Linked DNA regions of Homo sapiens: region 2 is linked to region 1. A link is an interaction called in ENCODE POLR2A ChIA-PET data of the cell type or tissue named here. Cell type or tissue: GM12878. All regions are shown on one strand. Each heading gives the region's core, and the rest is flanking DNA. Links, peaks and the distances in the headings are about the cores only.

Region 1 (4,389 bases), core at 277-4,276:
AAGAATATAATCAGTTATAGGGGTGCCTGCTAAAATCATAACCTGGTCTGTGGCATTAATGCCAAAAATTGTAATCTGATTGATTGAACTGATAGGGATGAGCATGAAGCTGTAATCTTGCCAGTTGTTAACACCATTGTTGAAAGAAGAATGTTTCAAGGATGAGATCTGCTAAGAGCCTAGAAAAAGGCAAATGAAGAGCAGGTAGGACTCTTTCTTAATCTGGTACCATCCAGAGGAGAAGGCTACCAACAGGCCAAAGAGATTATTCTGGTGCCTTGAGAGATCAAGTAATTTATGAGGCAGGGATATTTCATGTGACTCTCCCAGAGATTAGTTGAAATCCACAAAATCATCTCATCTTTTTTTGTTCTTACAGTCCCTCTGCCATGCAACCTCCTTGACATTCATAGTCTTGTCCCTGGAAAGATCTATCCCCCATTATAAATGAGGAGATAGCAAATTTTGATCAGGCTCCTAAGTTTGGTTAGAGTGACTCAGCAGCCCAAAGCCCAGTCAGCTGTTGGCACGCTGATAAAATGGGTGTGTGAGGACCAGCAGCTGCTACTTACTCAATGACTTTCTCTTTGGGTGTCGACTGGCCTCCCAGCAGACATTGCTTTGCCTCTGCAGAACACTCCCACTCAAATTCCCTGATCATATTAGGATGAAATTAGCAGTTTCTTGGTTCAAATTTATGATAAAAGCACACCCATTTAATGATTATTAAAACCTGATATTCATCTATTTTTTTTTAACCTCCAACTACTTCAAAGTAATGTGCAGCTAAGATCTGATCTCCTAAGAGAAAGGTGGGGAGCAGAAATGTCTTAGAATGAAGTAAATTACATAGCCCAGTGCAGGATGGTTGAAGCTTTATCAGAACCACACACTCTTTATTATTCCAAACTTAAGCTGGGATCCATACTCATTATTAAAGTTAGACCTATTCAGAATGTTGCAGAGTACAGAGAAGTGAGCTTAGGGTGATCATTTATTTTCTCTAATATTCAAACCTCAACTCAAAACCTTTAGGATTAAAGGCCTGCCACTGTAAGCCACCCTACTCTCATAGAAAGTGTATAATTATTTAGAAGACACTATATCCTCCAAATGTACATGCTTTCCAAGAGCTGTGTGTCCACACTAGCCTTTTGTCTCTTAACTATAGAAAGCTGAAACTTCAAGGGTTTTGTAATAGGTGCTGCTGCCATGTACATACAGACCTCTAGCCTGTGCTGCTCCGGAGAACGTTCTGCAGTGACGGAAATGTCCTTTATCTGTGCTGGTCAGTGCAGTAGCCACTAGCTACACGTGGCCACTGAGCACTAGAAACAGGGCAGCTGTGACCTAGGAACTGGATGGTTAATTTTAGTTAATTTAAATGTAAATAACCATATGTGGCTAGTGGCTACCGTATTGGACAGTACAGTTCCGGGCAATTTGACTGAAAATTATACCTCCTTTAATTTATTTCTGTTTTCTAACAGGTTCAGAAATCGTTTTGACAGCACATAATTCTTAAATAGAGTACATGCAAATTTGGTCTTTCTTGCATGTCCGAGAACACTTGCCTAAGAAAGATGTGTGATTTTTCTTTAAACCTGGAAATTTTAAGCAGCTTATGCTATCATCTCATAGTAACAATCTAGTGAAGTAATTGTTATATCATAATACCGGCTAGTGTTGCCAGAATAAGCAGGTGAATGTGACCAAGAGGTACTTTTATAAGGGTTTTCAGGGCAAATAGGCAAAGGCAGCCACTCTTATATCAAATGTTGTCATATGGAAGGGAGTACAATTAGGTAACTCGGAATCCTAATTTCAGGGAGTGTAAAAAGAAGAAAACCTTAATTAGGTTAGAGGTTGAAAGCTTAGTCATTAACCTCTTCCTGTTCTTGTTTCAGTCCCAACAGACATTTAAAATTGTTAAGCTTCTTTTTAGAAATGAGTTTTACTAACTTAAGCTTGACCTCGCTGCTGCTGTCTTGTATTTTTGCTCTTAGTGTCCAGTGATGCTGTACTTCCAACTGATAACCTATTGGGATATCATATGCTGAATTATGTTTTCTCAGGCCAGAGGGCAAATTTATATGTTGTTATGGTTTGCAATTCAAGTGTCCAAAACATCGGTTGTTTGGGTTTTTTTTTTTTTCTCCTTGTGATTTAATTTCAGGAAAAGGAGAAGGAATGGCAACGAAGAAGACAACCATCTTCCCCCCCAGACCAAAAGAAGTAGCAGAAACCCTGTCTTTCAGGATTCCTGGGACACAGAGGTAGGAAGTGTGGTCACATAGTCTGTTGTTTTCACTGCTTGAGTTAAATAACCTAGTATCTGCTGTGTAATTAAATTTACTTAAACAGTAATTTAAAATGACCTTAGTTGATTATACTGGTTTAACCTTTCTGTTTCCAAATCAGGGTCCCTTTGAGGAAGCTGTGTACCCTGTCCCCAGCAAAACAGTACATATGTGCACATAGTCATATATGTACACACTCATTTGTATTTGTTAGAAATTTCGTGGCTTTTTGAAAGCCTATGTTTGAACTCACTGTTTTGTATTTCAGCAGCGAACTTCTTTTCTGGTAGTTTATAAACCATGAATTGTCCTTAAGATAAACATATTTTGTTGCTTCAATTCAAATGCCTTTTAAGAGAAACTTTAAGCATGTAAAATATGTAAGGTATGTGTATGCAGAATCCCATTTCTCAGTGTTTTTACTTTTCATTATCTTGTTGTGAAAAGAGCTCCTGTGGTGAGAGGGAAGGGGAGTTGGGTGTTCTGGAACTTTTTTACAATTTTTGATTTCATGAAAGAGTGCTTCAGTACGCAGACTGAGGATACATTTTCTGTGCAATTGGAAGGCTGCTCTGTGCTGGGGAAAGGAAACCAATATAAAGTAATGCTGCTATTAAGTTATGCACCTAGAGATTTTGACCCTTAACAGTTGTCACACTAAGAGAAAAGCCTCAACAACAAAGAGCCCTAGCCTCATAACTCACAGTAGAATTCTCCCACACCCAAATAATTTGTACTTTAATTAGTTCCTGATAATAGGATTTGACCTATATCCAGTCTGTCTTTGCCAGCAATTCAAAGTAACTCCCCCAAGGGGGAAAAATCAGGAACTTTCATGTAGGTAACAGTCATTCAGAGACAGTGAACAAGTGCAGAGTAGAATCCTTCTGTGTGGAGACCTGAGTTTCTATAGCTGTTTTTCCTCTTCAAATATTTTCCTGGCCGAGCGCAGTGGCTCATCCCTATAATCCCAGCCCTTTGGTAGGCCAAGGTGGGCAGATCACGAGGTCAGGAGTTCGAGACCAGCCTGGCCAACATGGTGAAACCCCATCTCTACTAAAAATACAAAAAATTAGCTGGGTGTGGTGGTGCACGCCTGTAATCCCAGCTACTTGGGAGGCTGAGGTGGGAGAATGGCTTGAACCCAGGAGGCAGAGGTTGCAGTGAGCTGAGATCGTGCCGTTTTACTCCAGCCTGGGCAACAGAGCAAGACTCCGTTTCAGAAAAAAAAAAAAAAAAAATATATATATATATATATTATATATATATATATTTTTTTCCTATTTGCTTTTTTCTTTTCTTTTTAAAAAATGATTATCAGAAAGGTAATTGAGCTTTGTTTAATGTAATAGTTGGGAATCTCAGGGATGAAAGAAAACAAGATTAGAGGCTACCATGAATATCTAATGATAAAACCCTGTAATAGTAATTGAGTTTCCATTCTTTTGAATTGTAAGACTATTCATTAAAAGAGTATGCAAAGATTACTTCTATGGTGTTGGCCATCAGTATTTCCTTACTTGTGTCTGTATGTAAGTCCTGCTATATGATGTTCATTTCAGTCAAGGGTATGGTAGGTCTAACTCTCTGTATTAACGTTTTTTTCCCGTATCTGCCAGTTTTGAAGCCTGAGAACAGCAATAGAAATTGCCATCTTTTTCTTGCTTTTGTCTCTTGGTTAAAAAAAAAGAAAGAAATTGTCATCCTTTTTTAAAAAAATTAACATTTCTGATCTCTTAAGTAAGGCAGATATTGTAGATTTTTAAATTTTATTTATTTATTTATTTAGTTTTTGGTACAAAATGACCTTTACTCTCTTTCTAAAATCCGTGCATTGGTCTCACAGAAGAAAACAACGTCTTGTTACTCAACCTCCTGGGTTCTCTAGCTGAGCTTGTCCTTACTTGTCCAAAGAAATTCAGTTGTTGAGCCACTCCGTAATCATTATCTGAAGGAAGGACTAGATTGTCTTCCTTATCGTTTAAGGTCATTACTGGTAGTTTCTGTCTGAACTCACTGGTAGATCACCTAATGGGGTGTTACAACCATTAGTTTCAGCCTTGCTTACTGAACATTGACCAGAATAGCC
Region 2 (4,389 bases), core at 70-4,069, 55 kb before region 1:
AGGCCTCCCCCCACCGACTTTTGAGGCCAGGGTTGGCCAGATTTAGCAAAACCAAAACAGAGTGCTGAGTTAAACGCAAATTTCAGGTAAACAAAAGATAATTTTCTAGCATTAATATGCCCCACGCAATATTTGGAACACTTATGTGAAAAATGATTTGTTTTTCTGAAATTCACGTTTCTCTCTGAGTCCTGTAACTGTCCCCGAGGGGATTGAGCAGAAGCTCGGGTATGAGCCCTGAGGTTGACTGCCGGTTATTTTTCTGTCCTGGGAACAGCCTGACCCACCTCCCTGTCTCCATGTAGCCAGTGAGGGGAGGGGGAGACACAGAACCAACCACAGCCAGGGGCGTCCCCATGGCGACTGTGGCCCGGCCCCTCCTCTCTTGCCTGACTCTCCTCTCTTGCCTGACTCTAGACACTAACTTAGTTCCAGGTTCGGTGCCCTGTTGGTGCTCCTGTTTCCAATAGCTTAGGTCCCATGGTGGGGGAGGAACCTCAGGGGCTATGCAGCCCCCGCCAGCTGCCCTCGAATCCCGTCCAGGCCAATTCCAGATTCTAAACTGATTTTTTTCATGATATTGTCAAAACAGTGAGGAAACATTAAAAAAAAAGCCCTAAAGCACGCCTGGTGTCTGTCTCTGCTTTTTGGGAGGGCTATTTCAGGATGGGGGTGGGGTCTGGACCCAGGTCCTAGAGCTGTCCAGGGGGGCCTGAGGTGGCTTCTGTCTCTCTGTCCGTGAGGACCCGCCCTTCCTGCGATGCTGTCTGCCTGGGCAGGCCCCTTCAGAGTCTGGGGACTCAGGTGTCCCTAACTGCCATCTCTTGGAAGCCCTTGGCACTTGGTCGCTTAGCTGTTCTGTGCCTCCCTCTCCTGCTCTGTAAAATGGGTATCCTGCCACTCTTAGAGGGTTGAGGCACAGAAACAGTGACATGGGCTTTTTGTGGGGGAGGGGGTTGGTTTTTTGTTTTTTTTTGTTTTTTTTTTTTGTTGTTGTTGTTTTGTTTTTTTTGAGATGGAGTCTCACTCTGTCGCCCAGGTTGGAGTGCAGGGGTGTGATCTCAGCTCACTGCAACCTCCGCTTCCTAGGTGCAAGCGATTCTCCTGCCTCAGCCTCCCAACTAGCTAGGATTACAGGCGTGCGCCACTACACCCAGCTAATTTTTGTATTTTTAGTAGATACTGGGTTTCACCATGTTGGCCAGGTTGGTCTCCAACTCCTGACCTCAAGTGATCCGCCCACCTTGGCTTCCCAAAATGCTGGGATTACAGGTGTGAGCCACCGTGCCGGTCGACATGGGCTTTTTATACAGTTGTGATTAGGATGAGAGTGACTGTGTTCTCCCCAGCCCCCTGGTGTCCTGGTGCACGGAACTGTCACCACCAGAAAGTGGCTGGCCCTGAAGGCAGTTTCTGCATGATGCTGGGAGCGGGGCTACCACCTCCTCTTTCCCCTTTTACCGTTAAGCCTGGAAAATCAGCTTACAAGTGGCAGGTCCTCAGTTCAACCTCACTTCTCAGGGAGATAGAAGCTCCACATCCCCATTTTCCAGATGGAGAAAGATGATCAGATAAGCCTCGAGGCCGCCTTCTCTAATGCCCAGAATTCATTCAAAACTCCTGCCCTTCTCACCCCACCACTCCTGGGCACATCAAAACCTCGGGATATAAAGTCAGGGGGTGAGGGTCTAGTGGCCCCTGAACCCACTGCCCTGCCCCTGCCCTACCACCTCCTTCCCTTGAATCATGTTCCCCTCTTTCTGGACAGCTTCAGAAGGGAGCCCTGGTCTGCGTAGGGCTGGCTCACTGCTTGTTGAAGCCCCCGCTTGCTCTCAGGAAATCTGGGGAAATCTTGGGGATCTCAATGTGGCTGAGTTCCTGGTGGAAACCCTGCACTCTCCCCTGAGCACCCACAGAGAAATGTGAGTTCCCCACTCATCTCCCTGGAAAGCAATTAGAGGCATAATTAAAATGTCACTCAGGTCCCTCCCTCTGTCCCTAGACAGGCTCATTCGTGTGGGAGTTATGAGCGGGGACTTCTGGCTGCCCCAAGGGAAGAAGAGAGAGGGAGGAGAGCTGGGGCCCATTGGGAGACGGGTCCCTAGGGGCTACAGTCTAGCTCAGGGATGACTGGGGAGAGGAAGGTACTGTTCAGGCGAGGACCAGGCAGATGAGAAGGGGCTGTGCCTCCCAGACACAGTGCAACCTCCCAAGAGAGAGAAATGACTGTACCTACACCGACTAACCAGGGACTCCCTAGGGGCCCAGAGAAACCAGCCGCCCCGAGCCCCAGAATCTGTTTCTTGACCATTGATGGAAAAGCTCTGAGCATTCAAGAAGACCCGGGGACCTGGCTTGATTCACAGCTTTAAGGAGCATACCTTCTGGCTGGGGGTTCAGTGGACCCAGGAGACAAGGATGAGATGAACACGCAGAACCAGCCAGGCCACAGAGCTCTGTTAAGATTTGCTGGGAGCCAGGCGCCGTGGCTCACACCTGTAATCCTAGCACTTTGGGAGGCTGAGGCAGGAGGATCCCTTGAGACCAAGAGTTTGAGATCAACTTGGGTAACAGCGAGACAACATGTCTACCAAAAAATAATTTTTTTTTTTTGAGATGGAATCTCGCACTGTCGCCTGGGCTGGAGTGCAGTGTCACGATCTCAGCTCACTGTAACCTCCGCCTCCCAGGTTCAAGCAATTCTCCTGCCTCAGCCTCCCGAGTAGCTGGGATTATAGGCGCCCACCACCAGGCCCAGCTAATTTTTTGTAATTTTAGTAGAGACGGGGTTTCACTATCTTGGCCAGGCTGGTCTCGAACGCCTGACCTCATGATCCACACACCTCGGCCTCCCAAAGGGCTGGGATTACAGCCATGAGCCACCGCAGCCAGCCAATAAATAAATTTTTTAAAAAAGATTTGCTGGGTAGCCTTGGGCCAGTTATTTTCTCGCTCCAATTGGCTTCAGTTTCTCCATCTTTAAAATTAGGCAGTAGCTCAGTTGTTTTCAACTTTTTACCAGAAGCTTTGTTTGCAATGAGGTCATGCTATTTTTTTTAATTGATTTTTTTTTTTCTTTTCCGAGAACGGAGTCTCGCTCTGTTGCCCAGGCTGGAGTGCAGTGGTGCAATCTTGGCTCACTGCAGCCTCCACCTCCCGGGTTCAAGCAATTCTCCTGCCTCAGCCTCCTGGGTAGCTGGGATTACAGGTGCACGCCACCACACCCGGCTAATTTTTGTTTGTATTTTTAGTAGAGACGGGGTTTCATCATGTTGGCCAGGCTGATCTCAAACTCCTGACCAGGTGATCCGCCCACCTCGGCCTCCCAAAATGCTGGGATTACAGGTGCGAGCCACTGCACCCAGCCTTTTATAATTGATTGATTATTCATTTATATATTTATTTATGAGATGAGGTCTTATGTTGCCCAGGCTGGTCTCAAAATCCTAGCTTCAAGCAATCCTCCCACCTTGGCCTCCTCCCAAAACTCTGGGATTACTGACGCAAGCCACCACACCTGGCCTCATATGAGGTCATACTTTGAACCTCTATGGAGGCTGAGCCAGAGCTTCCCTGGGTGGGGTTGGATTTGGGGGGTCCTTACTCTTTCCCCGTTGGTCTCTGAGGTTCACCTGAGAAACCTAGGGCCCCGCAGGGCACTTCTTGCTTTAAAGATGTTCTGTGGGCCCTTTCTGTCTAAAGGAACCAGGAACTACTTCTGGGTAATAATTTGGTCATTTAAATTCAGATCTCAGTCACCATTTTCCAAAATGGGATGGGACCCAAAGCCTTCTGGCCCGATGATGTCCTGGCACCAGCCCCGCCACCTGCCCCAGCGGGTCCAGAGCATCTCCCTCCACGTCCCCCATGTGGATAGGGCTGTGCGCCCGTTTACTGGGCACACGCCGCTCTGCACCGCTGTGATACGGGCCATATGTCTTAGCAGCTATGACCGCCATATGCTAGGCATTGTTCTTTGCATTGGCCTCAGTTCATTCTCATAACAATTCCGTGAGGTCCATGCCATTCATATCACCCCCATTTTACAGGGGAAGCAGCTAGAGGTGAAAGAACCAGCCCACCCCACAGGTCTAGGAAACAGAGGAGCTGGACATGGAATGACAAGGTGGGGCCGGTGGCCTGGCTTGGCCAAGCAGCACAGAGACGGGGCTATCAGCCTCTCAGAGTGGGGCATGCCCATCTCCCACGGTTCTGTGTGCCCAAGGGAAGTGTCAGGGAGGCACTGGCTGCTCCAGCCCCCTTCAGCGGCAGCTGCTGCTTCCCATAGGTCACCTCTGCCCACCAGGCGGCCAAGGCCCTGCCCTTCTCAGGGTTGCTCTGCCTGGCCTCTGGCTCTGCTGGGCAGGACCAGGGCTCTGGGTTGGGCCC

What was found. Peaks named below come from ENCODE experiments on the same cell type or tissue, not always from the same donor. Only the 100,000 strongest peaks of a DNase experiment are listed, where the experiment ranks them.
Region 2: POLR2A ChIA-PET joins it to region 1 with 9 read pairs; 5 of 35 experiments call an interaction of 5 or more read pairs at or near these places.

The regions. Positions count from the first base shown.
Region 1 is chr17:73,225,052-73,229,440 of GRCh38, reverse strand. VCF1 (VCP nuclear cofactor family member 1) reads left to right here. Exons shown (of 4, transcript NM_001098832.2): 2 at 2,177-2,276. Among named protein-coding and RNA genes, the nearest start is that of VCF1, 5.1 kb to the left of the region's middle. RefSeq lists an enhancer at 412-461. In GM12878, for the core only: no CTCF peak of the experiment used is centred there; DNase peaks (open chromatin) are centred at 528 and 1,930; H3K4me3 peaks cover 2,724 bases; H3K27ac peaks cover 2,033 bases.
Region 2 is chr17:73,279,859-73,284,247 of GRCh38, reverse strand. CDC42EP4 (CDC42 effector protein 4) reads left to right here. Exons shown (of 2, transcript NM_012121.5): 2 at 1-624. Among named protein-coding and RNA genes, the nearest start is that of CPSF4L, 20 kb to the right of the region's middle. RefSeq lists an enhancer at 2,354-2,483. In GM12878, for the core only: no CTCF peak of the experiment used is centred there; DNase peaks (open chromatin) are centred at 138 and 2,077; H3K27ac peaks cover 777 bases.